Regions from separate parts of the Mus musculus genome. Here regions 1 and 2 are each linked to region 3. The links are chromatin loops, found by intact Hi-C in ENCODE. Cell type or tissue: heart. All regions are shown on one strand. Each heading gives the region's core, and the rest is flanking DNA. Links, peaks and the distances in the headings are about the cores only. Region 1 holds the start of Cct5 (chaperonin containing Tcp1, subunit 5 (epsilon)). Region 2 holds the start of Marchf6 (membrane associated ring-CH-type finger 6). Region 3 holds the start of Dap (death-associated protein).

Region 1 (9,990 bases), core at 629-8,628, 370 kb before region 3:
GTCATAATCCTCCTGCCTCCACCTCCTGACTACTGGGACACAGCTACATGCAGTTATCCCCATTTTGAATTCCTATCTTTAGTCAATCAGGACTTCACTTTTCTTACTTAACTCTCTACCAATTCCCAGGAATCATTCCTTACCCACGTGCCAATACAGAGAAACATAAAGCAAGCATCTAGGCTGCAAAAGAATAAAGATATTAAACTCCACGATTCAGCATGTTTCTTGTGATCATGCCACCTTTACTGGACCAAAAATCCTAATAGACTACTTTATAATTAGCAATTAACTGCTCCTTTCTATCTGGCATGTTTAGAGTTCTTTTCCTCCAGGGGAGGAAAAATCAATCACAGAAAAATGGACTCTGAACACATGCTGGTGGGACAACAGTTTAGCCAAACGCAAAATAAGACACACACTTTTCCAACTGCCACAATTGGCAAATCTTTGCAGAAGCCTCATGAAAAAAATAAAGCAGAAAGTTTAACAGCTAACTGGGAATGGCTTGGGCTTTTGAAACCTCAAAGCGTGCCCCCAGTGATACACCTCCTCGAATAAGGCCACTCTTATTAAGGTTTAAGGTTAAAGTTTAACCTTAAAATGTTTTAGGATAACTCACAATCCGCCCATCGCCACTGCCGATGTCCACCAGGGGTCCTCTTCTGTGTCGCAGCATCCTGACAACATTTTCAACCTGCTTCGAAGTTGCAGGCACGAATGGCAAACAAACTTTCCGGAGGGCCGGGGTGATGAATGGTGTGGCCACAGCATACACTGTCAGCAGTGCACCACCAACGACCCCAGTAATCAAGAATCCCCAACTGGTCCTCTTTGAACTGTCGGATTCCAGACTCGTAGGAAGAACAGGGCCCGCCTGTCTTTCTTCCTCAGGCGTTCCTAGATTTGAGCCATCATTGGGGGAAAGCAGAAACACTTGGAGCACACACTAGAAAGCCAAGGCTGCATCTTCTCAGCAGCCCTTCTCACACTGACTCGTGCTGCGTGTGTGTGTGTGTGTGTGTGTGTGTGTGTGTGTGTGTGTGTGTGAGAGAGAGAGAGAGAGAGTGTGTGTGTGTGTGTATGAGAGAGAGAGTGTGTGTGTGTGTGTGTCTGTGTGTCTGTGTGTGTGTGTGTGTTCGAGTGTGTGTATGAGTGTTAGTGTGTGTGTACGTGTGTGTGCGTGCACGCACGTGTGTGTGCATGTGTGAGCGAGTGTTCAAGTGTGTGAGTGTTCAAGTGTGTGTATGAGAGTGTGGAGGGTGTGTGAGAGTGTGTGTGTGTGTGTGTGTGTGTGTGTGTGAGAGAGAGAGAGAGTGTGTGTATGTGTGTGTGTGTTCCAGTGTGTGTATGAGTGTTAGTGTGTGTACGTGTGTGAGAGAGTGTGTGAGTGTGTGAGAGTATTCAAGTGTGTGTATGAGAGTGTGGAGGGTGTGTGAGAGTGTGTGTGTGTGTGTGTGTGTGTGAGAGAGAGAGAGAGAGAGTGTATGTGTGTGTGTATGTGTTCGAGTGTGTGTATGAGTGTTAGTGTGTGTACATGTGTGTGCATGCACGCACGTGTGTGTGTGTGTGAGAGAGTGTGTGAGTGTGTGAGAGTATTCAAGTGTGTGTATGAGAGTGTGGAGGGTGTGTGAGAGTGTGTGTGTGTGTGTGTGAGAGAGAGAGAGAGAGAGAGAGAGAGAGAGTGTATGTGTGTGTGTATGTGTTCGAGTGTGTGTATGAGTGTTAGTGTGTGTACATGTGTGTGCATGCACGCACGTGTGTGTGTGTGAGAGAGTGTGTGAGTGTGTGAGAGTGTTCAAGTGTATGTATGAGAGTGTGGAGGGTGTGTGAGAGTGTGTTTTGTGTGTGTGTGTGTGTCCCCACAGAGGCCAGAACAGGGTATCAGATTCTCTGGAGTTGGAGTCTCAGGTGACTGTGGCTGCCTGACATTGTTAATGGGAACCAACCTTGAGTCCTCTGTAAGAGCAGCAAGTATTCTTAACCCCTGAGCAACCTCTCCAGCCCCACTAATCCCTTCTAAAGGACAAGTTCACTGAATGCTGTATAAAATTCTACAATGACTTCTAAATCCCACTGGCAAAATTAAAGTGATTTGGGAAAGTTCTTCAATACTAAAGAAAGATTAAAATCTTTCCAATGTACTGACTTAGTGTGTCTAGGACTCTCGTAATTAATGTGTTATCTTAGTATCCATTATTGCAAGTTTTAATCATAAAACTCCACATTTTAATAGTCTGATCAAAGAAAGCGTCAGCTTGGAAACCCAGTGTTTTTAGGCTTTACTAGGACAGAATTAATACAAATACAATTTGTCCATTTAATGTGTACAGTTCAACGGGTTTTAGTATAAGTGTGTGTGAGCCTCATCAGTCAATTATAGAAGATTTTTACTGCCCAAGAACTCCTCTATCCTTCAGCTGTCTTCTCCCCATCCACCCTCTGCCACCCACCCTAAGTACCACTACGTTTAGTCTCTACTTCCTCAACTTCGGACTTACACTAATTGTCTTCAAAGGTGACTTATATCAACTAGCTTGCAAAGGCCAGGGAGAGCTCAGTGGGCAGAGTGCTTGCTGTTCAGATTCCCAGCACCCATGGAAAAGACAGGCGCAACCACAGCACTGGAAGGTGATGACAAATCCCAGAAGCTGGCTGTCAAGCCAGCCTCGCAAAAACAGGCAAGGTCGGTGAGTGACCATCCCAAAAAAATTAAGTGGACTACAACAGAAATACCTACATCAAACTGTGGCCTACATGAGTACACATATGGAACTCCTGCACACACACAGGACCATGCAAATATACACATAAATATGCACACACATACAGTATGTGGTCTCTCACCATCTTACTACACTTAAAATGATATCCTCTGGATTCATCCATGTTGCTCCTAACCAGTACCTTACAGATGAACCTAAGTATTATTATTTAAATAAGAATTTTTTCTGGGGGGCTGGCGAGATGGCTCAGCCGGTAAGAGCACTGACTGCTCTTCCAAAGATCCCGAGTTCAAATTCCAGCAACCACATGGTGGCTCACAACCACCAGTAATCAGATCTGACACCCTCTTCTGGTGCATCCAAAGTCAGCTACAGTGTACTTATGTATAATAATAAATAAATCCCTTTTTTAAAAAAAGAAAGAATTCTTTCTGTCATAGACAGATCATACTGTATCAATTTGGGCTACGACAGTTAAACACAAATCAGATGGCCCAAGGTCTGCCTCACCTGTAGACACATGCACAAAGCCAGAAGGTAGACAATAATGACGCCCCGGTCTCCAGGGTCTCCCAGCTGGCCTTTGAGTTGTAGAAACCAACTGAGGCAAAGACGTGTCAGCCTATGTATGAGCATCTGAAGGAATACAGGGGAAAGGAAACTAGGAATCTGAACTGAGGGCAAAAGCATCGAACCACTGGGCCCGTGCAAGCAAGAAGAGTGGGAGCGGAGCAGCCGCCTGACTGGAAGGCGGTCTGTGACCCACGTGGGAATCTGCTCGCTCCTGCACCACGTGGGACCGAGACCTAGCACAAGCGGTCAGGCTTGGCAACAAGCGCCTTTACTTGCCGTGCCATCCTTGAAGTCTTTCTTGAACCTAGCTTGATGTCCACCAACAGTGGAATGGATACAGTGTGGTGTACATACACACAGAGCTTTATTCAACTGTAAACTAATGACTCAGAACCATCATGTTTTCGCTCAGATGCAGAATCTTGTTGTATACAAGTGTGTGTGCTGTGTTGAGAGGGAAGACCAGGAGGAGAGAGGATAATGAGGACAGCTTATAGGTCAATGGCAAGGTACAATTACATATATATATATGAATGAAAATGTCACAATGAAACCTTGTTTGTGTTAACTTTAAAAACCTTGTCCTGACATAATGTCAATCTGTGTCATGTAACAGCACAGACCTGAAAGCTAGCCTACTGTCATACAGGTTATATGCACTCTAATTTTGAGTACCTAATAAAAACAGACAATACGGCAGGGACAGTTTCTGTTCTGTGGGGTACGAGTGGAGAGACTGGAAACTCGTCACAAATAAATCCGAGCTTATAAAATGAATCGTGATTTCTGGCAGACGTACCGTGCAGTTACCCTTACGGGGTATCTTTCTAACAGCAAAACGCTGAGAACAAGAGACTCTGAGCACCAGCCGGTGCTACTTTGTCTCCACCTACAGTACACGCGCGGGGAAGGCCCAGGATCTGTGTAACCTGGGAAGTTAAGGACAAATACTATGTGCTGACGACCAGGCACGTCCAGCAACCTTGTGAAGTAGGCATTATCATTATTATTATTATTATTGTTTTTGTTGCTATTATTTTGTCATTATTGTTGTTGTTATTGCTGTTATTATTGTTATTATTATTATTATTATTATTATCTTTGCAGACAAGAAAACAAAGCTACAGGCTCAATAGCTTCCAAGCAGCAGCTCGTCCACCGCAGGGTGGATTCCAGCCGACCTAGGATCGGGCTGAGCAGTGAGTCTTGTGCACGGAGGTGCGGACAGCAGCCCCCAGCAAGCACTGTGGTAGCCACGACCGGCGCGGGACGGAGAGCACCGCAGCCACGCGCGCCCGATCCCCACAAGCGCCCGCGCCACAGACAACTATATCGCCCGCCGCCAGGCCGGTCAAACCTCACCTACTCGCTCCATCGCGCGTTCCGGGGAGACCGGAAGTGGAATCTACCAACGTCTTAGAGCCCGGGCGGCAATCAAAGAAAAGAAAAATATCTTAAGGAAATAAGCTCCCCGCTGCAACTCTGGATTCAAAAACTTTGAAAACTTAAATCCTTGAATCAGTGACTACATTATGTCTAGTATTAGCATTTGTGTGCTAGACGTCGCCTTCTAAGTTTCGAACACCCCCCCCCTCGGTTCGTGGAAAACGGACGTTCCCAACAGCGGCCGATTCCAGAAGCTACTCTGCGGCGTAAAAAAAGTCACTGTTGAAAAGTAAGTCGCGGGGTCTGCACTGCGCATGCGCGGGATTCTGCGTCCTCTCGCGAGAGGGAGGTGCGGTGTGTCTCTCTTCCCGAGTGGTCCCCGCTGGTTACTGGAGGAGCGCTCGTTCTAGTTCGTCCACCATGGCGTCCGTGGGGACCCTCGCCTTCGATGAGTATGGGCGCCCCTTTCTCATTATCAAGGACCAAGATCGCAAGTCCCGTCTCATGGGGCTTGAGGCCCTCAAGGTAACGGCCCGGAACGCGAAGCCGCGGGATGAAGGGAGTGGGCCGGAGCGCTTGTGCGCCTGCGCTGGCGAGAGAGCAGCTCGGCCATGTGCTGGCCCGAAAGCTCGAGAATCTCCGGTGCCGGGGAGCCCCTTTGGGCTCTAGGGTCACATCCCCGCTCTGGCTGCGGGAGAGGGCGTAGAGGCCTTCGTCCCACGGTGGGGTAGGGAGAGCGATCCGCCGCTTCAGAGCTGGGTGGGGTCGCATCCCCAGCTCACCGGGCGGGCGAGCAGGCCTGCGCCGGTGCATCTGTAACATCTGTAAGTCGCTTGTCCCTTAGAAGCGGGGCTGTCCCGAAAGGGAGAAAACTAGTGAGAAACGTGCACAGGACAGACCGAATGGCTGCTTGTAGGAAAGGGACCGTAAAGTCCCTTGGGCCAGAAAACGCATGGTGGTGACTTTTGGAGTGGAAGGAGAGAGTTTCAGTGGAGCACAGTTGGCCGCAATTGAGGATAGTTTCCTAAAGGGAAACAAAGAAGTTACCCTGAGGGAAGGCAGAGCCGAAGTGTTGAGTCGGAAGGCATGTCTCACAGAAGGAGAGGAATAAGAAAGGCTACCCAAGAGCCGGTGCTAGGCCCCCAGAGGAGAAAGGAGTGACAGTCACTGGTGTTGCCACAAAAAGCTCAGAGGAAGGAGGGAGCCCCATTTTAGGTTGTATTGTGCCAGTCGTGCCTCCAGGTTTGAGGTGCCCTGGTTGACCTGGTGTTAGGGAAATCCCTCGGTGAGTTCTCTATCAAACCGAATTTCTGACAGGTGTTTTGGAGTGGCTGCAGAAGTGGACATAGCAACTGAGGCCTGGTAGATGCTTGGTTCTCTTTGCCTTCAGCTTGTGCGCGTTGTGTGTTGACTTGTGTACTGGCTAGTTTTGTGTCGACTTGTGTACTGGCTGGTTTTCTGTCAACTTGACACAGGATGGAATTATCACAGAGAAAGGAGCTTCAGTTGGGGAAGTACCTCCACGAAATCCAGCTGTGGGGCATTTTCTCAATTAGTGATCAAGGGGGAAAGACCCCTTGTGGGTGGTGCCATCTCTGGGCTGGTAGTCTTGATTCTATAAGAGAGCAGGCTGAGCAAGCCAGGGGAAGCAAGCCAATAAGTAACATCCCTCCATGGCCTCTGCATCAGCTCCTGCTTCCTGACTTGCTTGAGTTCCAGTCCTGACTTCCTTTGGTGATTAACAGCAATGTGGAAAGTGTATTCTGAATAAATTCTTTCCTCCCCAATTTGTGTCTTTGTCATGATGTTTTGTGCAGGTATAGAAACCCTGACTAAGACAACTTCAACCCCCTTTTTTTTTCCTGTTTCTGGGGACGTGCCAATAACAAAATTCCAACAGACAGAAAATTGACCAGTATAACTCATGTTAACAGTCCTGTTGTGCCAGCCGTTTGTGTTAACCAGATGGACTATTGCATGTGGTCCTCACTCAGGATGGGTCCTGCTTACAGAATTAGATTCTTTAGGGACAGAGTCATAGAGAAATTGCCGAGTAGAGAAGGGTCATGACTTATTCCACTTCCACCTGAGTCAAAGCTAGGTCCAGAGCCGTGAGGTTCCCCTTGGCGTTAGACCAGAGCATCTGTGGTTGGAGGCCTGTCTTGTGTATAGTGTTGGGCTGGTTCTTTGGCCTCTGCTAGTACATACCAGTTTAGCCAACCAAAAATAAGTCCTGGTGTCCAGTATCTTTGGGCACCCCAAGAGACATTTCCCTGTGATGTCTCTTGAGAAACTATGTTACCAATACATACTTTCAGGTTACATTTTAAGAGCACCAGAGTTTGCAAAGACCAAATGTACTTGCTTTGTCACCTGTCTTGGTGACAAGAGAAGTTAATGAACGTGTACTTGCACAGCTCTGAAAATGCCCAGTATTTCTGTGCTTGCAGAAGTTTATCTATCTGCATCTTGGGGTTCAGAAGATGAGTTGGAGAAACCATCAGAGAACATGGTGACCCAGGGAAAGCCTGGAGTGCTCTGAAGAAAAGGCTGTTGATTTGGTATTAAGACCCTAGAGTGGCTTTGAACCTTTAGAATCATTAGAGTCACTAGAAAATGAGGAAATTAGCATAGCGACCAAGAAATGGAGAGCATGTGGTTTTGGAATTCTTCAGGATGGTTTTGACCTGAGTTAGATGGTGATGGCAGAAGAGCATGCGTTGAAGGAAATGAGCCAGGCATGTATAGGAGCAGGGAGGGTCCTGTCAGGCCTGGACCGACCTTTACTGTCTTAGTAGTAAGTCTGTGGGAAGGTTCACAGGAATATCATGAAAGCTAATGAGCCTGAGCAGTGTGCTGTGGAGCTGGGAGTTACATTCCCAAAGTGGGGCTGAGGTTGCAGGCCTACTGGGATAGTAAGTAGCATGAGTCTTGTTAAGTGTCACGTGCTCTGGATCAGCCCCTCTGAATATCGAGGTTCTTCTGTTTCAGGGCCCCAATCTCATAGAGCTTCTGGGAGTGAGGGAGCCAAAATGACAAAAAAGCTAAAGACAGTGGTAAAAGTGTTGAGACCATATGCTTGCCATGGGAGGATCACATGACCATAATGCTGATGGGTGGTCACACTTTCCTCCTATGATTTTTATATGACACGAGGTCTAGGTGGAAATAAAAATAGGTAAACATATCAAACCTTTACTGAGAATAAATCATAAAGAACATTACTTCCAAACAACATTTGTCATATATAAACCTTTGCTATATACTAAACATGAAGTCATGTTTGCATAATAATGAGATGTGTGTGTGTTCTTTTTTGTTTGGAAGGGGTTTCTTAGATTTCGTGTGCGTGTGTGCATTGTGGTGCCGTTGGAGGCCAAAAGAGGGCATTAGATCCTCTGGAACTGGAGTATAGGCCAATTTTGAAAGCTTCGTGTGGGTGCTGGAAACTGAACCTGTATCTTCCAGAACCACAAATGTTCTTGACCATTGACCGGTCTCCTGTGCATACTAGGCAATCACTCTATCAGTGAGCTGTAGTTCCAGCCCTTACTCTGGTAGCTTCACAGCTAGTTTTGGTCTGTCATTGTTACTAGGATTTCTGACAAGAACACTTTTAAAAAGAGAGCAGTCTCCGGGTTCCATGCCTGATAGGGTTACTGTTACTAGATTCTTAACCATCTTTCAAAACTTTCCTTTTGAAAATAATGTTTGCTAAGAACGTCAACAAGGGTGACTTCCATGTGGGTTGATGTGGTACGATATTTCTCTACAGTAAACCTTGGTAAACTGAAGGTGTTAAGTGTTTATGGTTGGATTTTGTGTTTTCAGAGTTCAAAATGGTGGCAGCATACCTCCTTCCTGTAAGAGACGAAATTCACTTGACACTGAAGCTTGTAGTTGTGAATGTTACTGCTCTAGTCAGCCCTCTCTGTTGATGTAGACATTTCTAGATTTTAGGAGTTACATCCTAAATCTTTTTTTTTCCCCTGCAAATACAAACGTAAGTGCATTTGACTGTTGGGATGACATGTAACTGGGTCTTTGCTTTTCTGTTCCATTTAGTCTCACATCATGGCTGCCAAAGCTGTAGCAAACACAATGCGGACGTCACTGGGACCAAACGGTGAGAGAACCATTGATAGTTTTAATAAAAGTTTGAAGATACCGTGCCTCTTTAGAAATGCAGTGGATGGTATGGCCAAGATGTTGAGTGTCAGGCTCTTCTGATACCGTGTGCTCACAATTTTGATTAGAGGCTTTTCCTCACTTCATTAGTACGTTCCAGAGTGAGCCTGTACATCTGGAACTAGTACTGTTTTTAATGGCACTCTGTGTGTGATGGTTGATCACATTTCTCTGGTTGAGACGCTTAGATTGTTTCCCATGTGGAGTTGGGTTAGCTGGTGGGTATTTATTTCATGTGTACTGGATTATTTGTTGCTAGTGAGTTTTGTGGTAGGAACTAGTGAGATGGTCCGACCCCCTATAGTTCCCAGTACTGGTACACTTTATTTTGCTCAACTTCCTTCTGCACTCTTGTCTTTTAGGGCTGGACAAGATGATGGTTGATAAGGATGGCGATGTGACTATAACAAACGATGGTGCCACCATTCTAAGCATGATGGATGTCGATCATCAGATTGCCAAGCTGATGGTTGAACTGTCCAAATCCCAGGATGATGAAATTGGAGATGGGACCACAGGAGTGGTTGGTAAGAAACAAAACAGCCTTTCTAACTTATTTGTTGTTTAAAACTGTCAGAGGAGCTCTAATGTTTCTGCCTTGCATCATGAAGGCAGTGGGGGACTGACTGAAGTTGGGGAACACATTATAGCACAAGTGGGCCAGACTTTAAAAAGTAAGTGTTGAGGGGAATAACAGGAGCCTGGGAGGATTGCCAGGAAGATGGAACAGCCAGTTGTCGTGTGTGCTTTTGATCTGTTTGGTTTTTAAGCTGCAAATGTTGAGTTAACTAACTGAACTAATTCTCCACAAAAATAAGCATGATTTTTAATTGCTTTACAAATCAAAGGAAATGAAAATATATTAACATATGCAGGGTTACATTTGCTGCAGCTAATTTAAAATTATTTATTCAACACTCTTGGCAGTAATTTCCCAAGCACTGTCGTAGGGTATACTTGGAGCACAGCAGTTTTAAATTAGCAGAACTAGCCGGGCGTGGTGGCGCACACCTTTAATCCCAGCGCTCGGGAGGCAGAGGCAGGCGGATTTCTGAGTTCGAGGCCAGCCTGGTCTACAGAGTGAGGTCCAGGACAGCCAGGGCTACACAGAGAAACC
Region 2 (9,990 bases), core at 899-8,898, 300 kb before region 3:
TACAAAGGTCTACAGTCTCATTCTAGTTATGTGAGTCTTAAGCCAGTGGAGCAGCAGGGTGATGGTGGAAATCGCATCCATGTTGAGGAGGTGGGCACTGAGGAAGGTCAGAGGAAACTCTCAGGGACCCTGAAGAAATGGAGACACTCCTTTTCTTTTTCTGGACTTGGATGTTGGCTGTAATTTATCAAGATCTGCACTTGTGCTGTGCACTTTGTCTGTTCTTGTTGTTAACCTTCCTTTGAGAAGGCTTAGACAGCCCAACCCCCATCTTAGCATGGGACACTTAGATCTACTCCCTCTTGAAGAGATTGAGGTATTCATACACATTCAATGGAGGTTGCATTTACCTTGTCATTTTGTTGCTGAGCAACACAATTTAAGCTGCACAACCCACGGAGGCCAACCATTAAGAATCACTGGGGGAGGGGCATGCTAAATCAAGACTCTAAGAATGATGGGCGTGGAGGATTCCCAAACTCTGTTCTACTTGTACTCTCAGAGGCGAGGGGTGGGGTTGGGCATAGTGAACAACACAGACCATGCAAAAGGCTTGGCCCCTCCTGGCATGGGCTAGCTGCAGCCAACCACTCTGAAATGAGCCTGCCGGCTACATCTATCACTATGGCAACTGCTTCCCGAGCGCTGGGGCTAAAATGAGGCTCTGTGGGTGTCCAACGGTGGTTGGAGTCTCCTCTGACACAATGAACAAACAGATGAGTCATTGCAGGGAAGGGCACTGTCATTCTTGCTGAAATGAGACAGGCTGGTGAAGAGACCTCAGAGTAGAGGAGGGGACTGGAAGATTGGGTGGGCAAAATACTAACCATAAGACCTCAGAACTAGCCACTAAAATTAGGTAAAAGTAAACAAAGTTTCCCAAACAAGAACAAGCAAGAGGCTATTCTGTGGAAAGGGAGTCCACCACTGCCAGTGGTGTTTGGCAGCAACTAAGGACAAGCAGAAGAGTGGAAGATCTTTATAATAAAAAAGAAAAAGGAAGGCTGGGGTGGGTAAAGAGAAGACCTGGTTAAAGGGTAATGGTGTGAATAAGGTCGGGGCATCCCATGTGACTGGAATGGAATGTCTTTCTCTAGCTGGTCCTAACGTAGAAACAGCAGCAGCAAACACAGAGGGAATCAGTATTGCAGAGGAAAACCCGACCTGTTGTGCCTGGCTCACTGCTGCAGAGCAGAGAAACATGGCTTCCCCGGGCTGGCTGCTGCAGGTTGTGGGACCAAGTTCTTTTACAAATGGTCTGGCCACCATCTGCGTTTTATATGAGCAGTTTCTCAGGGAGTCCCCAGAGGCTAGAGAGCTCTAGAGAGGGGTGCTCGCAATCCAGTTAACAAAGAAGTGGGGCATGTGGTAGAGTACAGGAACACTTGAGTGCTGTCCTACTGTGAGACAGACTCACAGTAGGACAGCGCTGGGGGAGAGAGAGAGAGAGAGAGAGAGAGAAAGAGAGAGAGAGAAAGAGAGAGAGAGAGAGGAAGTTAACCCTTTTAGGGAGGAGGAAGCCTCTTCTGATGTTAAAGTCGAGGTTGCTCATCCTCTAATAAGACAGCATGGATATTAACTAAATGTAGCCAGTTGGGCAGGACTCACGGGGCCTTGGTGCTCACGGCACTGCCTCAAGATCTTTCCTTTCTGCCCCCATGTTACTGACAATGGCATGACTCTGCAAGAGAGCAGTGTTGCAGATTGTGGTTGGAATGAGCTGTCCCTGTGTGTCTCAGGCATTTGAATACTTGGTCCCCAGTTGGTGGCCAGTGAGGAAAATTAGGAAGTGTAGCTTTGCTGGAGAAAGTATGCCACTGAGGGCAGGGTTGGAGGTTTCAAACAACTGCTGTCATTTTGAGTTAGCGCTCTGTTTCTTGTTTGTGGATTGGAATGAGAGCTCTCAGCTGCTGCTCCAGTGACATGGCTGCCTGCTTGCTGCCTTGCTCCCCGCCATGATAGCAATGTGCTCCTATCTCTCTGCAACCCAAGTAAATACTTTCTTCTATAATTTTACTTGACCATAATGTTTTATCATAGCAATAGAAACCCAAACTAATACAGATAATTAAGAGGTTTTTCAAGTTTCTGAACTACAGGTTAAAGAGTTTTGAGTAGCATGTGCTGGGATCAGGAAGGCGTCAGAGATCTGGATACATCATCAGGACATGCGTGATAACTGAACCAAGTGGTGGGTAACTGAAGAGATCCCAGTAGATACCCAATGCCATGTGCAGGGAGGCATGAAACTTCAGTCTGGGTGAGACTTTATCTTGCCAGGGATGGGAGAAGGCGGCTAATGGGGGTGGTTTCTAGTGTTGTGTGTGACTTCTTATACTTGTAGTTTATAGACATACACCCTCAAAGAATTGCCACAAAGAACTCACAAGGTCAGTGAATAAAGCATAGGTACATCTTTCTAGAAAGAATTTATGTTTCCTTCTGCTAAGGGCTTTGGAGACCTAGCAGCTCCAAGCTCTTTTTTTTTTTTTTTGAGACAGTGCCTCAGTGTGTAGTCCTGGATGGACTATACTATATAGACCAGGCCAGCCTCAAACTTGGCCATCTGCTTGTCTCTGCCTCCCAAGGTGTGAGCCACCATTCTTGGGCCCAAGCTTGTTTCTACCAAATTCATTGCCTGAGCTGACTTGATCCCTGATGGCCAAGTTTGAATGGCAGTACCTGGCAGGAGTGACTCATAGATTTAATCTCTCAGGACTATGTCTAGCCTTCCCTCTTTCCACATTCATATATCTGCTATTATTGGGGAGCCATCTTTTTACTCTTACTATCTTTAGTTGTTGACTGTAATACACTGTGTCTAACCACACCAGGCTTCTCTATTTTACCTGTATACTTTTTTTTCCTTACCCTGCTTTTGGGTCTCATTTCAAGGAAGAGAAATGATAAAGAAGATAGAAAGGGAGAGGAGATAGGAATAAAGGAAGGTGAGAAGGGAAGAGAAAAATAATAGAAGTTGAAGTGAGAAGGAAAGAGTTTAATTTTAAGACAGCACCATAAATTGCCCTTAGCAATCTGCTGTTCTTGATAATGTCAAGGTTGTGGTAAGGCTCTTGGCTTAGTCACTATATCTATGCTTCCTCAGGAGGTTTCTGTGCAACTGTTTCAAGGTCACAGGTTTGATACACACTTAAGCTCACCATAAAAACAATAAAGAATTGAGGGTTTGATGGCAGTGAGTGGCTGCTATGCTAAACCAATGAGGTTTAAAATATGGAGCCCTAGAGTCAGACAGAGCTGTGGCTCAACGCTGCTTCCCTTTTCCCTCTGTGTTAGTCACCTGCTGTGAATCTGACGGCTCATCTGTGAACGGGTGTATTTGCTTTACAGGTTTGCTATTGATATTCATTGGACATAATAGGAACTTTGGCTAATTACTGTTATTATTAGTTTGCTATTGTCATCATTCATGCTCAAAAAATTATACTGTGTCTTCCCACGTGTCCTCTCTGAGTCATCTTGTCATCCCATAACAAGATACCCACCCGACACAAGCTGCTTACACAGAAAAAGAAGCTCTAGGCTTGCCAAGGTTACATGGTGAGACCATGTCCCAGAGCGAGGGATGGGGAAGAGAGAAGAGGCTTACCTAGCTTGGTTTTGTAGGTTCAAGACCATGTCATCCTGCATAATAGCTTCACGTGGTGTGAGGATCTCACGGTTACTGGTGTGTAGGGAGTGATGTGTGGGTGTGGATGAAGTCCTGAGCAAGTGTGCACTGCCGACAAAGACACAACCATGTCAAGGACCCCAGTGTATCAGAACCATGGGAACTGACAAAACTTTCCTTGTTGGTGAAGCTCAGAGGCATAGCAAGGTCTTCCTCTGGTCCAAGTATGTTTACGGACAATTGGCCAGTGTGTGCAGAAACTAGTAACTGCAGCTTCTTCCTCCAGATGACTGCAGTGTGAGACCATCTGTCACAGTGACTATCAGGTCTAGTCTTCTCCTACCTCCAGATGACTGCAGTGTGAGACCATCTGTCACAGTGACTATCAGGTCTAGCCTTCTCCTACCTCCAGATGACTGCAGTGTGAGACCATCTGCTACAGTGACTCCTATCAGGTCTAGCCTACTCCTACCTCCATTGCTATTCACTGTAAGCATGGCCAGGTTCTGGGTTGTGGCATCATGAGGCCAGTTCACAAGAGTAAGCATGGTCCACAGATCTCAGCTTTTCTGTGTGACACATATCCTTTCTTCACTCCTGTTGCTGCAAGCTGCGCAGGATAGGGCAGAGGATGAAGGTGATATGCATACCAGTGTGTGTGGAATCAGGAGCTGAGCATCTGCATGGGGCTAAACTTAGCTTTTTTTTTTTTTTTTTTTTTTTTGTGAGAAATCTCAAAGACAAACCTACAGGGACTGTCTTCTGTTGGGGGCTTTTTTTTTTTTTTTTTTTTTTTTTTGGTCTATTCTATTGTGTTCTAGTACATCAAGGTAGAAGAGAAGGAAGGTTAGAGGGAAAGGGGGATGTAGACCTTTTTGACTACTCCTGATCATTAGGGGCATTGAGTTTCTTGAGATCAGTCCAATCTTCCACAACAGGGCATCTCCAACGTCTCATTAAGCAACAGCAACAGGAGCAGCAGGAACCAAAAACCTCCTCCTCCTCTTCTGCTTCCTCCTTCTCTTCTGCCTCCTCCTCCTCTCCCCACTTCTTCTTCCTCAAAGCACCTCCCACTGCTCTGGAGACTGCCATTTAGATCACTCCCCTCCTAGAGTACGAGACAATCATAGTTAACGGTTGTGGCCCATCTGAAGCAGCCCCATATCCCACACCTGGGGTTAAAACAAAAACAGTCACATAACTTTTTTTTTTTTTTTTTTTTTTTGGTTTTTTGAGACAGGGTTTCTCTGTGTAGCCCTGTAGTCCCGGCTGTCCCGGAACTCACTCTGTAGATCAGACTGGCCTCCAACTCAGAAATCCACCTGCCTCTGCCTCCCAAGTGCTGGGATTAAGGGCATGCACCACCTCTGCCCGGCCAAAATTCCGTTTCTTGAATCTACTTTCCGTTATGTGCACGTTTAAGCATCCGGGTTGGAAACACTTTTCTTCTAATCTGTACTATCTTATTTAGAGAAAGCTCTAAGGATTATGTGAGGAAGGTGGCCTACTGATGCGAGCAGGTCTGAGTCTTTCATCATTCTTTCATCAGCCATTTAGTTCTGGCCAGGTAAGCTTCCCTTAATTGTGTCGCCATCTGAACCCATTTCCCTTAGAGGTAGATTCAATGTTGGCTTTCAGCTGTGAAGACGTGGTCTTTCCACTCAATTGCATAAGCCTCCCCAGGAGAGATTCTGATAACCTGGATGCTCGTCTTTTTCCATCTTAGGGATGCTTCTGTAATTCTTTCAGACGTGCCTCAGAACCACTCAAGAGCGGAACCAAAAATGCTCGTTCCGGGGCCGACTCTGAACGCCCCGGGAGTGGCGGTCGGGTACCCCAAGCTGGGACCCTTTGTCCCCCACACCCGCTCCGGCGGGCGGGCGGGCGTGCGCGCCGGGCTCGCTCCCGCCGCTCCGCGTTCCTTTTGTCCCGGAACGCGCCCGCGCCGCCGCCGCCGCAGCCGCCCCTCCGCGAGGTGCCTGCCGCCTGCCTCTAGGTTTTCAGTCTCCATCCCGCGCGCAGCCTTCGCCACCAGTCAGGCCGTGTTTCGCACCCCGCCCCCGCCTCCGCGAGCCCGGCGCGAGCGCGAGCGAAGGCGCGCGCCGGATGTGACGCGCAGCGCTCCGGCGCCCCGCCTTTTCCGCCGCGCGCCCCGCCCAGGCCCGTCGCTCGGCCGCGCGCCCCTCCCCCCTCCCCGGCGCTCGCTTTCTGTCAGTCGCTGTCCCTGTCCCCCTCGCCCGCGACCGGCTTCCTCTCGCACCCGAGCGCACGCACTTGCCCGGCCCGCGTCCTCTTCCTCCTCCACTCCTCCCGCCCGCCCGCCCGCCTTTCCCTTCGGGCCCCGAGGCTCTGCCGGGTCGCGGGCGCCTCGCGGCTGCGTCACCGCCGCCCCCCAGACAAGATGGACACCGCCGAGGAAGGTGAGGCGGCGGCGCCCGCGCCCTTGCAGCGGCGCCCGCGCTCCAGTCGGGCCGAGGCGCTCGCGGCGGATCCCGCGGGCAGTTTGCTTGCCCGGCGGGCGGGCGGGCGGGCGGGCGGGCGAGCGCGCGGCTCGAGCTGGTCCTCCAGCGGGCTCGGATCGGAAGGTGACCCTCTGCGCGCCCCCCGCCGGTTCCCGCGGGCGACGAGGACTCAGCCTCGGCTGGGACACTGGGGTGCCAGGACTTCGGTGTCCGAGACGTGGGGTGCCGGGACGTGGGACATCCCGGACGTGGGGGTGTCGCGACGTGGGGTGCTCGAGACATGGGGATGTCGGGAAGTGGGGCGCTGGAGACCATAGGGTGCCCGAGGCGTGGGGCTGCCGGGGACTTGACGGTGTGGAAGATCGGGGCCCCGGCCACCGCCATCCCGCGGTCCGCGGAGGAGGGGGCCGCAGTGCGAAGTCCGGGGGCGTTTCCACTCCCCTCCCCCACTCGTTTTTCCCCCCTCCGTGTTCGAGTCTGTTTGCTGTTGTCCTGTAGGCCCAACCTCTGCCACACAACTTCTTTGTTGACTTTGAAACTTCGCGGAAAATACCCCGCGAGGTGACGACTGCTGAGTGGACTGAACTGACCCCTGCTGCAAAATCTTGCTCTCTGTTTGCCTTACCCTAACTGCACTGACCAGACCCGAGAGGGGACGGTTTCTAGAGACTATTGGAGGAGGGAAAGGCGAATATTTAGGTTTCTTCTAAATCCTTGTCACCACAAAGCAAGGGTTTGTTTGTTTTGTTTGTGGACGTGTACTTTGGATGCGGTTGTTTTGAATTAGCAGAGAACACGAAAGAAAAGCAGCCACATGGGTGTAGAAAGCAGCCGCTTACCTGACGTTGTGGCAAAGTGTTTTAAAGCAGTTTTTAGAGGCACTGATGTATTAGTGAGTCTGTAGAGGAAATTATTGATCATGTACTTACTAGTGCAGATACTTACTGTTTAGATATATTCTTGTTCGAATGAGCGTTCTTTTCAACCTCAGGCTTTATTTTACCGACTTTACATGCAATCGAACCATCAAGCACTTGTATTGAAGTCATTAGAGTAATAAAAAGTTTAGTAATAATGTGATGAGTTGATTTTTTTTAAAAAAAAGTATTGTTTACAAAATATGCACAGGAGGATTGATTCACTTTGACGTTCCCGACAGCCCTGCGGGGTGGATGTGTGTTACCTTTCGTGGCTGTGGAAATGTAGGCTTATTTAATAGCTTGGTTAAGGTTCACACGGGTGGTAAGAAACAGTTGACCCTATTTTCATTGTTTGTCGCTGCCACTTCATTATGCTACAGTACGGTTCTATTCAATGAGTGAAGCTAGTTGCCATTGCAGAACTTTGGGAAAGAAACTGTTGAGGATTAACAATCGCCCAGGTTGATCTTGTGTTTACATCTCTGTAGGTTTCACAGCCGTTTATATTCAGTGCCTGTCTTTGTTTTGTTTGGTTTTTGAAATGAGTTCTCCATACTCCTCTGTTTCAGCATCTTGTACTACCATGCCTGGCTTTGATTCGAGTTTGTTTGTATTTTGCTCATATGTATTTAATCGTTGTTAAATGCCATGTGTGCTGGGACTCAAAACCTGGTCCTCTGTAAGAACAAGTGCTCTCAACTACACATAATCTCCTTTGATTTAAGTTTTAATGACTAAATCTAGCATCTGTATTACTTGGCTTTGCACTGACATATTATATGAAAACCTGATTTTTTTCCACCTGGGCAGTTAGTACTTCACAGATTTATGAAATGACCACAGGTATTAGTAACTCAGGAATTGAGAAACTGAGTGTGATGTCATGAAGGAAATGGTACTTCTAGTGCTTGAAGGTACTTTTTTTTTATTGGGATAAGATATAAGTGATGTTTTAAAAATCAATTTGGATATTGAACTCAAAGTAACTGATCACTTAGTGAGGACTCAGAGTGCTTTCCCTTTACTAACACTGTAGTACCTCTCAGGTTTTGGAAGGAAGCAACCTGCTGTTACACAGGTGAAGGAACTAAAGGTTAATTTGGATGAGCAACTTGCCCAAGTTCACTCAGGTGGCAAAGGCAGGAGAAAGAGTCACTCATGTCAGACCCCGTGTAGTTATTCATAAGTGAACTGGAGAGATGGTTCATGAGGCTCGTCAAGTGTTCCAGAGTGCGGTAACTTGTTTTTGTCATTTCCTTTGGAGGATGAATTATTAATATAAGCTAACAAGACCTTTGCCAGTATTCTCCTTCCACCGTATGGGTTCTAGGAGTTGAATTGAGGCCACCAGGCACCTTTCCTTACCTGAGGAGTCAACTCTTTAGGCATATGAAAGTGAATAGTAATAGTTTTCATGGCCATTTTTGTAAAGTTTTGAATTGAAAGGGTTTTTTGTTTGTTTGTTTGTTTTGTTTGTTTTTTTATTTCACAACTTAAAATTGACTTGAAATAACTGCAAGGGATAGATTCATGACAAACATTATAAAATGAAGGTGGCACAAAGCTTGTAAATGATTCTACTTGCTCAGTTACTGCAGGGTATTTAAAACAGTATCATAGAGTGTTTTGACTTGAATGCAAGAATGTGTGTGCACCATGTGCCTGCTGGTGCCATGGTGGCCAAAGAGGGCACTGGATCCCGTGGCATTATTGGAGTTATGAATGGCTGTAAGCTTCTCTGTGGGTGCTGGGAACTGAACCCAGGTCCTTTGCCAGAACAGCTAGCGCTCTTAATTACTGAGCCAGCCATCTGTCCAGCTCCTGTAGATTATTTCTTAAATTAAAGAAATAAAATTTGTTTCTTTTGTCTATAAACTGTTTGTTGGTTTTGTGTTTGGAAAGTATGACTTAACAGAAAGCAAATTAAATTTGTTTTACTACATTTATTTATTTATTTAAAGAGAGTATGTATATATGTATGTATGTGTGCCCATTTCATGGTGCAGTTATGGAGTTTAGAGGACAACTTACAGTAGTCGGTTCTCTATTCAGTTTCTACTTCAATCATGTGGGCCTTGTGTATCAAACTCAGGTTGTTAGATTTATTAACAAGCACCTTTACCTGATGAGCCAGACCCATTAAATACTTGTTAATAAGAGTGCATGTTGTAGGGCCGGAGAGATGACTCAGTAGTTAAGGTCCCTGGCTGCTCTTTCAGAAGACCTCACATCCATTCCCAGCACCCATATCGCAGCTTACAACTGTTTGTAACTCCAAGGAATCCATCGCTTTCTTCTGGCCTCCAAAGGTAACAAGTATGCATATGGTGCACAAATACACATGCAGGCAAATACCTATACACATTAAAATATATTTTTTAATGCGTTAATTTTTATTCTTCCATAATCTTCCAGAAGACCTGATTTTACTTCCCAGTGCCCATGTCAGGTGGCTCACAGCTGCCTTTAATACCAGCTGTAAAGGCTCTTGTCCTCTGAGGGCACCCCTCACCACCCCCTGCTTGCCAACATACATAGTGGGCATACAGATACACATATATAATATATATGAAGAAAATATAAAATACATTTTAAAAAATCTGTTAGCACTATTCCCTCCTTAGGAAAACATTTGTTTTAAAAATTAAATATTCTGGGTGTGGTGGTGCACGCCTTTAATTCCAGCACTTGGGAGGCAGAGGCAGGTGGATTTCTGAGTTCAAGGCCAGCCTGGTCTACAGAGTGAGTTCCAGGACAGCCAGGGCTATACAGAGGAACCCTGTCTCGAAAAAACAAAACAAAACAAACAAAAAATTTAAATATTCTATGAAAAATGATTGTTAGTAAGTACCTACCACAGAAATAGCTTACTACATTTTTCTGTTAGACCGTCATCTACAATACTGTAATGCTCAGGATGTTTGTATTTTCAGCAAAGGATTTATTTTTATAATCTCTGCCTCTTTATAGTAAATAG
Region 3 (9,990 bases), core at 1,109-9,108:
TAACTCAGCTCTGGTTCCAGTCCTGGGCACCAATCTGCCAAGAATGAGAAGTGTTCACTACACCTCCAGTCACCATGTGTGACTGCCACCACACCTCTTTGACTTCAAGAGTCTGAGACCCTGAGCCAAAATTACTCTTTCCTCCTGGAAGATGCTTCTGGCAGATCTTTTTTTTACAGACTAGAAAGGCAATGGACATACCATATAATGTATATTTCAGCTTAACCTCCACTAAGATCTTTCCTGTGTTTACAGATTCTCCAACTTTTGACTCCCATTCAGAGCCTGGGCTAATGGAGGTCAGCTTCTTGCTGTCTCACTGCAAGGCTGGACAAGCCTCTCCCCCACAAAGTTTGACCTCTAGGCTTCCAGCTCTATGCTGGGGTCTGGTGTCCTACAGTTATGCTGGGGTCTGGTGTCCTACACTTATGCTGGGGTCTGGTGTCCTACACTTATGCTGGGGTCTGCTATCCTACACCTGACCCACTAAGGCCCAAGTCTCATGTCTCATTTTGAGATCCATTTTTTTGTTGTTGGTCCTTAAGGATTTCTTTAACTTTGAGTTTAGATTAAAATTTAAAAAAAATTAAAAAATGCAAAAACTAAAGAGCACAAAAAAGCTACCATTTGTAGGCAAAATTTTAACCTAAGGCTTCTGCCCCACTGAAATACTTGGATTAAAACTCTGTGGTATGTTAAGATGTTTTTCTATCTGAGAATAATGGACTGTTTTCACAAAATGAATAGTCTAGAACTGACCTCTAAGTGGTTTTTAGAATATACTTCCTCCTGTCCGAGCCCACCAGAAACTGATGAAAGATGCTGTTTTATCATGAAATACATACAGTGAAGTACTAATTGTCACCGCCTGAACATTGTATCGGTATTTGGCTAAAAAACTTATGGTGAAGTAAATATCACTAGCTACAGACTGAAGATTGTGATGGTATTAGGCATCAAGTCCTCTAAGAGATAAGTTAAAGTCAAAGATGATCCCAATGCAACAGAACTTGTGCCCCCGGATGTACATTCATAGAGAAAACCAGCACTGCCAACACCTTGATCTTGGATTTCCAGCCTCCAGGACCATGAGAAAGAAATGTCTATTGTAGGAGCCGCCCATCTGTGGCATTTAATGGTGTCTTTGGAAGACTTCAAATATGGCAGTTCACAGATACTATAGTCTCCACAAACTGCCTGCAAGTGAAATGGGCTAGTTCACAAAGACAAAGAGAGCTGGTAGTGAATGTCAAGGTGACATCTCAACGACCCCATCTCTGGAGGCACTGCCCCTGGAACAGCCTGTTCACTCCCCGAAGAAGCTCTTGGTGCCAGAGCTCAGTCACCTAGCATCAGCACTGACATTTGATTCCGTTTCTAAAAACGATGAACTTCATTAATCCATCTCAGTACGCTTGTGATTAACGCAGCAATAAAAGTGGCAATGTTGACAATAACTCAAGGCCGAGGCAGATTCAGTTTAGCTTGCAAGAATGTGAAAAGTTATGACAGCATGTTGCAATGGTTCTATCAGCTTATCTAGAATTCTGTTTGAAAAACTAGAAATCTGTAGAATCATTTGTAAATGTAGGTTGTTGGGTAATTTTTGAAAAAAAAAGGAAAATTCAAGATTTTGGGGGGGGGGGGTGGCTCTTACTGAAATTAGAGTCACATTTGAAGAGTGACAGACTCCTTTCAGTCTGACTGTATTGCTGAGGTTAAAGGCCTTCAGGTTCAAACCTCGGCTCTGCATACTCTTGTGTGTACGAACGCATAAGCATGCCTGGCCCTCTCTGTGCCTCTATCTGTGAAGAGAGAGTGACAAGTCCCTCCTTCCCAGTGACACCAAGGATAACCGAATTAGCTCCTGAGGCATCTCTTGAGAGAGTCTGGCATACGAGATGTGCTCCGCTCTACCAAGTAGGTGCTGAAAGTGAAAATTCAGGGCTCAGAAAGGTCTCATGTACTCAAATCCTCTGTGCATGAACATCTCACTGTGGAGGTAACAACTCCTAGGGAAGGAGACAATTGTGGTACTGATGTGATCGCTGGCAATCATCGGATCTTCATCAGGACACCAGCACTAGGTTAGGGACTCTTCCTGAGACCCCCAGACCCTGGGTAGGTCTGCCATCTCTGTTGGTAGGTCTGCCATCTCTGTTCTTTCTTTTACTGCCATGATGTTCTAGGCATCGACCTCACCTCACCTCACCTCACCTCACCTCACCTCACCTCACCTCACCTCACCTCACCTCACCTCACCTCACCATCACCTCACCTCACCATCACCTCACCTCACCTCACCTCACCTCACCTCACCTCACCTCACCATCACCTCACCTCACCCCACCCCACCCCACCCCACCCCACCCCACCTCACCTCACCATCACCTCACCTCACCTCACCTCACCTCACCTCACCTCACCTCACCATCACCTCACCCCACCCCACCCCACCCCACCCCACCCCACCATCACCTCACCTCACCTCACCTCACCTCACCTCACCTCACCTCACCTCACCTCACCATCACCTCACCCCACCCCACCCCACCCCACCCCACCCCACCATCACCTCACCTCACCTCACCTCACCTCACCTCACCTCACCTCACCTCACCTCACCTCACCATCACCACACTTTAGTGCCCTGTGAATGGGCCTGAGACATGCAGGACCAGGACCAAGCCAGTTTCTCTCAGGGGCACAGCCTGCAAGAGGCACAGCTGGACCAGACTGATCTAGACCATTCATCACTGGGAATCCTTTCAAGCACAGTGCCGAGACAGACTGTGGACAGGTCCTGATCACTACATTACCTGTAGGAGGGAAGAAAGTTAGAAATAAAAAGTGTTCTGGAGATTGCCTGATCGCCTTCCTGTCCTAGCAGAAACGGGGTAGACGAAGCTTTTTTTTTTTTTTCCTTTTTGGTCAGACTGGCCCTGGAAACAAATGAAGGGGGCAAGTGACTACCTGCCATCCATGGACCAAGCTCCCTTCAGCTGTTACAGTGTGGAACATGGAGAGGGAGTCACTGGTGGCTATCGCTAAAGCACAACAAATGGCTGGAAAAGCCTGCAGCAGGGTGGTGGAGTGGGGAGAGAAAGTTCTTCCAGGACCCTGCAGGTACTGGGCACAGCATCTGATGGGGAGTTGGGGACATCTGTTTGTAATGCACACTGCTGTCTCTCAAGTCTGACTGCAGATCCTAAAGCGTGCAGTCCAAGGGCAGCTGCCTTTGTTCTTACTAGAGAAGGGCTGTTGACATGTTATCTATAAGGACGCTAATTCACCCTTAAGAGATGAAGGGTTTTGACGGTCATTTTGGTGGAGAGAACACAAGAAAACAACCTGCGTGTGTAGGTTAGAGTAAGCCCAGGCAGTGCACTGCAGAGGCACGTGGGCAAGGGGAGGTGGAATCAGAACTCCCCTGGGGTAAGTAAGACAGGAGCATAGATCAGAAGGGAACAGGAAATGCAGTCTATCTTAGTTAGGAAGAGTGACTCTACTAGGGAGAGACAGACATCACCGGGCAAGGGGTACAGAGTGTCTGGGACTCCATGCTGCAGGAGAAAAGCAAACTTCAATTCGTCTGCTCACGTGCTGTGCCTCACAGGGTTGTTTTCACACAAGTGAATATTCCCCTTGTCCATGAAAAGTTGTCTGATGGATGGATGGGAGACAGCCACCAACCCATATCAGGACACAGAGGGGATCTGCTGCAAAGAAAAGGTCACGCACAGAAGGTTCCAGAAGGGGTAAGTAGCCAGAGATGTCGAAGGAGCAGAGGCAGCACCTATTACCAGAAACCAGTCACAACAGGGTCTTCTGCCCCTCAGCATGCTGGGAGTGAAAGCAGAAGGCTCTTGAGCCCTTTGACCTGTGGTCAACGGCCGGCTCATTGGCTGAGTGTGGGTGTCTGCTTCCCATGAACATTACAGGAAGCTCGCTACCGTAAAAGGCAGATTCACCTTCCATTTACAGCAACAGGACACTCTGGATAATCCAAAAAAAACTTCTGTAAGAAAGTACTTCAGGGTCAATGACCATCCACGGGCTTTAATGGGTCCTGAAGCCATATCTGAATGATTAGTGTAATGGAGCTGGATTATCTGTGTTGCTGAAACTAGGGAGAGGTCTACTTCCAACTGTACTTGCCCCCCCCCCCCACAGCCACGTTTATGTTTCCTTTGGCTCCGTTCTGTGGGGGATGTGAGAACAGCTTTTGGGAGAAAGACACAAAATTAGCAACGGTGATTGATGGGATCATTGATGGGACTTGACTTACTTATAGTTTTGGCTCCCCTGGGAAATGGGTGCATGAGGCTGGGGCTATAGGCCTGCAACACGCATGTGCCAAGCTCTTCTTTATCCAGGTCACATGGGGATTGGCAGGGATGAGTCACCATGAGTAGTGTGGGCCACTGCATGGCTGCAGTTAGAACTGAATGTGGCTTCTTAATACATGGCTATCTCAGTCAGAGCCCTGAGGGGAATGCTCCCGCCCCGTCTATCCACACACATTTTCCAGTGAAGAGCAGCAGGCGGGTATACGTAGGACGGGCTGGCTTGCTGTTAGGGAGATGCGTGCAAACTACAATGAAATGTCACCTCTCACAGAAAGGTCTCTGCAGCACTGTGTCCTTCTGTCCTTCCCTCCCCTTTCTTTTGGCAGATCCTCCAGTAAATCCCACAGCTTGAAGAGTGACATCCAGGGAATGACATGGTCAGACTGCGAAGGTGCCAATCTCCAACAACTAGCTCTTAGGGGTTTAGCAAGTCACCTCAAACAGCTCCGCCAGAGATTTAAATGGCACCGTCCACAATATCTCGACATCGGACCATGGTAGCGAAAGTGCCGAGCACCTATTTACATCAGTAAAATGCTGGTGTGTTGTAACTTGGACCAGGTTCTAGTTACTGTTTCCTCCCTTCTGATTCTGCACCATCCAGCCCCCTGTGCAATGCGGAAGAGAGGGAGGCTTCAGGTAAGGTGGGAAGTGCACCCTGAGGAAATGCTTCTGGACCTGTTTACTGAGTGTCTGTTCCAGGCACTGTGGCAGCTGCCCCCTCCCCGAAAGGTACAGATGTTAGTAAGCCTGGAAACCAGAAGAGTAGGAGACAGTAGGTGGAGGAGCCATGAGGGAAACGGGGGCCCTGTAGGGACAGGGGAGGAGGGTCGTTAAAGAGAAAACATGAGAGCGGACAGCAGAAGAGCGGTGAGAGGATTTTATTATTTCCAATGAAAGATTTAAGCACAAGACTGGTACACAGCTTAAGCACTTAATGAAAGTGTTCCCAAAGTTTTTAAGGTGGTCCCTTTGACTTATGAACTGTGTTCTTGGCAAACCTTTATTCTTCGTGACTAGTGGGTGGCCGTTTCTTCTTTTAAAAAATATTTACTCTCCAGCACTGCTATTCTCTGGTGCTGCCAGACAGATAAAAAGCACCCTATGGCCTCCCTGACACAAACAGGCAGTGCCCTCGGTCTTTTTTTCTTTTTAAGATTTATTTTATTTATATGAGTATACTGTAGCTGTCTTCAGACACACCAGAAGAGGGCATCAGATCTCATTACAGATGGTTGTGAGCCACCGATTAGCTGCTGGGAATTGAACTCGGGACCCTTGGAACAGCAGGTCAGTGCTCTTAACCACTGAGCCATCTCTCCAGTCCCTGCCCTCGGTCTTCTGTGGATAGGGAGAAACATGCACACTAGGGGCACTGCTGAGAACCACTGCCTTCCCACCCACCCCTCTGGGCTCACAGGTCTAGCTGGCCTTGGGATATGCAGCATGTGACACTGACAGCTACTCTCCCGCCAGACTTTTGGGTCAGGTAAATGACCTAAGGTCACCTAAATTTATCTGTTTGATTAACTAGAGGAACAAACAGAGGCAAAGAAGCAAGAGATACAGCCCCAAGGCTGGGCCCAGCCGCGGGTGGCTGACAACCCCAAGGCTGGCCCAGAGATCCACCGTCAGCTACAGCCTCTAAATTCAGGTGAGAAACGCAGAGTCCCAGAGGAGCCCAGCGGTGTTCCTCAAGACTCTAACAATGTGCGCTCGTGGCTCTCTCTGCAGGCACAAACAATGTATTTCATTTCCAACCCAAAAGCCTGTTTACAAACTAAAGAAAAATCAGAACTCTCATGTCAAATTTCCCCCATGTGTGTTTTTCTTCCTCCGATCCTAAGATGTCCATGTGAATAGTCTCTACATGTAATTTAATTAGTGCTATTTTGACACAATGCCTTTCCAACAGCACACACTAATGAACTCCTTATCTTGGGAGAATCAGTCATGTGATCCTACTGTGCAGGCCACACCAAGCAGCTCAGAGCCTCAGGCAGGTAGACACAAACTACTCCTTTAGGAATTAAAGGTCAAGGTGTTCCTTAAAGGAAATGTTTGCTGTTGTTGTTTTGTTTATGTTTTTTTAGTAGATTTTTTTCATACAATATAGTCTGATTATGTTTTTCCTCTCTCCAACTTTTCCCCCAATTCCTACCCACCATACCTCTCTCTCTCTCTCTCTCTCTCTCTCTCTCTCTCTCTCACACACACACACACACACACACACACACAGAGTCCACAAAACCACAAACCAAAATACACAAGCAATACACTAGTAAGATTTTAAAAAATGCTCAAAGAAAACCACATGAGACAGGAAGTCTACAAAAATACCACTGAGTTCGTTTTGCGTTGGCCATCTATTTACTGGGGCATAGGGCCTACCCTGAAGGTGGTTTAATATACTCAGTGAGACGCCACTGGCGAAGCAAGCCGGTACCCATTGCGGACAGACTTGGTTAGGGATAGGAGCCAGTATCTTAAAGGTAATCTTTCCACAAGTTAATTTGTATTGTAAGAAGTGAGAATTGAACCCAGAGCCTTCCATACTCTAGCATAGTATCTTACACTGAACACAAAGACTCCCGTAGCTATAACTCCTAACCCCAGTTAGGCGAGTTGAGAAGCACTGTCATAGTGAATCAGCTTTGAAATACAGCATACTTTAAAGGCAGTTTCCTCTCTCCTCCTGTTCTCCAGTGGGGCCAGCAGCTGGAGAGTCTAAGTTTTTACTACAGAAAGATGGTACAGATGTGTCCCTACCCCACACAGTCCTCCAAGGTCTGCAGGGAGATGCCCTGGTTTTATACCACAGGAGACTTGGCTTCTAGGACCCACGGTTTCCAGGCTGGCTCTCTGTGGTGCTTCCACAGGTATCTCTGCCACCAGAAAGGGCAGTAGAAATGCCAACTCCTCCAGCCATGGAGGAACAAACAGGAACTGAGTGGAGGCGGCTGCCCAAGGCACACAAAGGTTGCTCACCATTTCCTAAGAGAGGTGGCTCTTTACTGGACTGAACTGCCAGTAAAAAGAAGTTTTGGCTCAGAAGTTCCGGGTTTGCTTTAAAAAAATACCGTTTTAACCACTTTCAAGAGGGAGTTGGATGCGAAAATTAAATGAATAAAGGAAGTCATGCCGGGTGATTAATGATCATAATTATTTCCGCTTCTTTGGTCTGTCAGTGTGAAATGCTGTCAGCCCACGATTAATCATCATGATACAACACTACCTTTTAATTGTTGGGGGTCTCCCACGCAAACATCTGTGCAATCTCATAAAAACTGCCTACTTTTGAGTTTTGACTTGTACAACTAGGGTGTCCCCGCCGGGGAGGGCTGGATCCCGCGACCCGCTCACCTGCACCCCGGGCCCGCTCACCTGCGCGCCTGCGCAGCACACAAGCAAGGGGCACCGGGGCACTGGGACCCCGATCCTGCCCTGTCCCCTCCCGGCGCCCCAAGACATAGTGCAAACCAGTCAGTACCGGCGGGCGGGTGTCCAGCTTTGGTCTCCAGCTTTCCTTCTGGAGGCGAAGACATGGCGCCGCTGGTTTTCGGAGGGGCGACGGCAGCCGCGGGGTGGGCGTCAGTGCGCGCGCGAGGACTCGGGGGAAGGCGTGAGGCGCGCGCTGCTCGGGAACGCGCACTGCCGCCCCGGGCAGGGGGGCGTGGCTCCAAACGGCTGCGTGGCACGGTCCCGCCCACCCGAACTCTGTGAGCCGCCTCGCCTCGCCCCGCCCGTCCTTGTGGAGCATGCGCAGCGGCCAGCGCCACGTACGACTCCAAGGCTATTGTATGGGAAGGATGACAGGGCGCGTGTGTACGTGAAGGGCGGGGCGGCCCTGCGACCAGCGAGGGGCTGGACCCGTGGTGCGTGTTCACTAGCCAAGCTGTCACTGAGGGAAGCGTAGCCTGCTGGTGGTTCGAGACCCCAGCGCGGGGTTTCGTTCAGAGATGGCAGCTCCTGGCTCCTTGGCTCACTTTGCAGCAAAACTTATCCGTTACTCTCTAGAACTCGCAGCTCTGCAAGATCAGCAGTCTTCTATCTTTAGAAAAGGGCCTGCCACCATCCCTTCCAGGCTGCACACGGATCTTAGACGACCCAGCTATTAAAAGAGGCAGGGTGCCACACCTCTCTACTCCTTCCTTACTCTCAGAACCTCTTGACTGATCTCTCAGAACCTCTCCCTGACCCCAGGCTGCCAAATCCGAAGGTCACTTGTCCAGTGCCTTTGATCTCGTAGGAGCACTGCAGACAGCTCTGGATGTTCTTTAGCTTTAGGGACGCCATGTCTCTGCCTTGTCCAGACCACCGTGGCTGCCATTCGGCTTGGCAAGCTTCTCTGTAGACTTGTAAATATTTGTATCTCCCGTGCATCATCCTTGGCCCTCTTCCCTACACGTTCCTGGGGTGCTTTCCACTGTAATGATGTTGGCGTCTGAGTAATTCATAAATTACTCAGAATTATTTAGCTCGCGGTTCTCAAGAGGCAAGTGGTTTGCAGGCTTGCATAGAAACAATTTCTTAGTCGAGGAGGTTTGAAGCCCTTGTGGCCATCAAATGCAACCTGTAGCACATACAACCCACAAGGCTTTTTTCGTGACAGGGCCTGGCAAACTAGCAGCTCATTGCTTATGGCTCCTTGACCCATATTGGTTGTTCTGATCCTTCTTTAGTGGGACAGGCCAGTTCTTCTGGTCTTGGCATCTGCTATTCCCATCACTGAGCACTGATTCCTCCAGATATCTACATGACTGACTCCTTCCTATAGTACAACCAGCTTGTGAAGTCAGCTGACCTGTGGGATCTGAGAATGTAGCCAAGGTGCCCGGCTCATGTTTCTGTTCATGTTTTTTACTGCCTCCATGCGATCAACCTCATCTGGCCGTCCTTATTTCTCTCTGCTCATTTACTGGAATTCTCCATGGACTGGACTGTCAGCTCCATGGAAGGAGAAGCCTGGTATATGGTTTTCACTTATATTCCAGGCCCTTAGCCATGGCAATCGCAAAAGACCCATATAATCCTGGAACAGAGAGGCAATGGGTCTCCTACAATGTTGTCTTAACAGAGAGCAACAAATGGGGCCTACACAGAAAATGGAGTGGATGCTTAGGATATAATAGTATATTCATTCACTTTCACTTGTGGAGGAGGCATGTGGGTGGGTGTGGGCATGTCCAGCCCAGTCTGTCACAGGTACAGTCTACATGTTGAGTACCACTCTGGGAGCATTCTATGCACTGGTGTCTACCGAACAGATTCTAGTAATGTTGACTGGTGTTAATTGAATCTTAAATGGTTCTAGGGATGAGAGAGGATAATTCATTTTTAACAAGAACATACACAGAGAAAGAGATAGAGAGAGGGGAAGGGGGAGCGGGAGGGGGAGGAGGTGAAAGAGTCATTTCAGTCTGGTGAATGTGAGCTGGGCCCAGATACCAGGTTTCTCAGCCCAGCAGCATTTCCTCCTAGTGCTGGCTGACTTCTGGGTAAGGGTTTTGGAGGACATTTCCTACTTTTCTCTAAGTAGGCTGTTTTCTAAACAGAATCTGGAAAGAGTGAAGAAGTCACAGAAGGTGCGAATTCTCCCTGCCATTGTCTGTTTTGAACCTTAGTGACGTCATTGAGCCCT

What was found. A loop is a pair of places that touch in the nucleus more often than their neighbours do. Peaks named below come from ENCODE experiments on the same cell type or tissue, not always from the same donor. Only the 100,000 strongest peaks of a DNase experiment are listed, where the experiment ranks them.
Region 1: a loop joins it to region 3, with 2.3 times the contacts of the local background. A loop is called at or near these places in 6 of 42 quality-filtered maps.
Region 2: a loop joins it to region 3, with 9 times the contacts of the local background. A loop is called at or near these places in 5 of 42 quality-filtered maps.

The regions. Positions count from the first base shown.
Region 1 is chr15:31,596,821-31,606,810 of GRCm38, reverse strand. It overlaps Cct5 (chaperonin containing Tcp1, subunit 5 (epsilon)), which reads left to right and starts at 4,965. Exons shown (of 11, transcript NM_007637.3): 1 at 4,965-5,210; 2 at 8,751-8,811; 3 at 9,236-9,400. The coding sequence starts at 5,106. Atpsckmt (ATP synthase C subunit lysine N-methyltransferase) reads right to left here and starts at 4,695. Exons shown (of 5, transcript NM_026546.3): 1 at 4,662-4,695; 2 at 623-900. The coding sequence starts at 4,674. In heart, for the core only: a CTCF peak has its summit at 4,195; DNase peaks (open chromatin) are centred at 4,180, 4,600 and 5,010; H3K4me3 peaks cover 3,506 bases; H3K27ac peaks cover 2,354 bases.
Region 2 is chr15:31,526,864-31,536,853 of GRCm38, reverse strand. It overlaps Marchf6 (membrane associated ring-CH-type finger 6), which reads left to right and starts at 5,817. Exons shown (of 26, transcript NM_172606.2): 1 at 5,817-6,051. The coding sequence starts at 6,033. Gm41287 (a long non-coding RNA gene) reads right to left here and starts at 5,750. Exons shown (of 3, transcript XR_875101.3): 1 at 4,917-5,750; 2 at 3,611-4,739. In heart, for the core only: no CTCF peak of the experiment used is centred there; DNase peaks (open chromatin) are centred at 5,723 and 6,363; H3K4me3 peaks cover 3,258 bases; H3K27ac peaks cover 2,476 bases.
Region 3 is chr15:31,222,433-31,232,422 of GRCm38, reverse strand. It overlaps Dap (death-associated protein), which reads right to left and starts at 8,038. Exons shown (of 4, transcript NM_146057.3): 1 at 7,840-8,038. The coding sequence starts at 7,894. In heart, for the core only: a CTCF peak has its summit at 5,704; a DNase peak (open chromatin) is centred at 8,082; H3K4me3 peaks cover 1,872 bases; H3K27ac peaks cover 2,257 bases.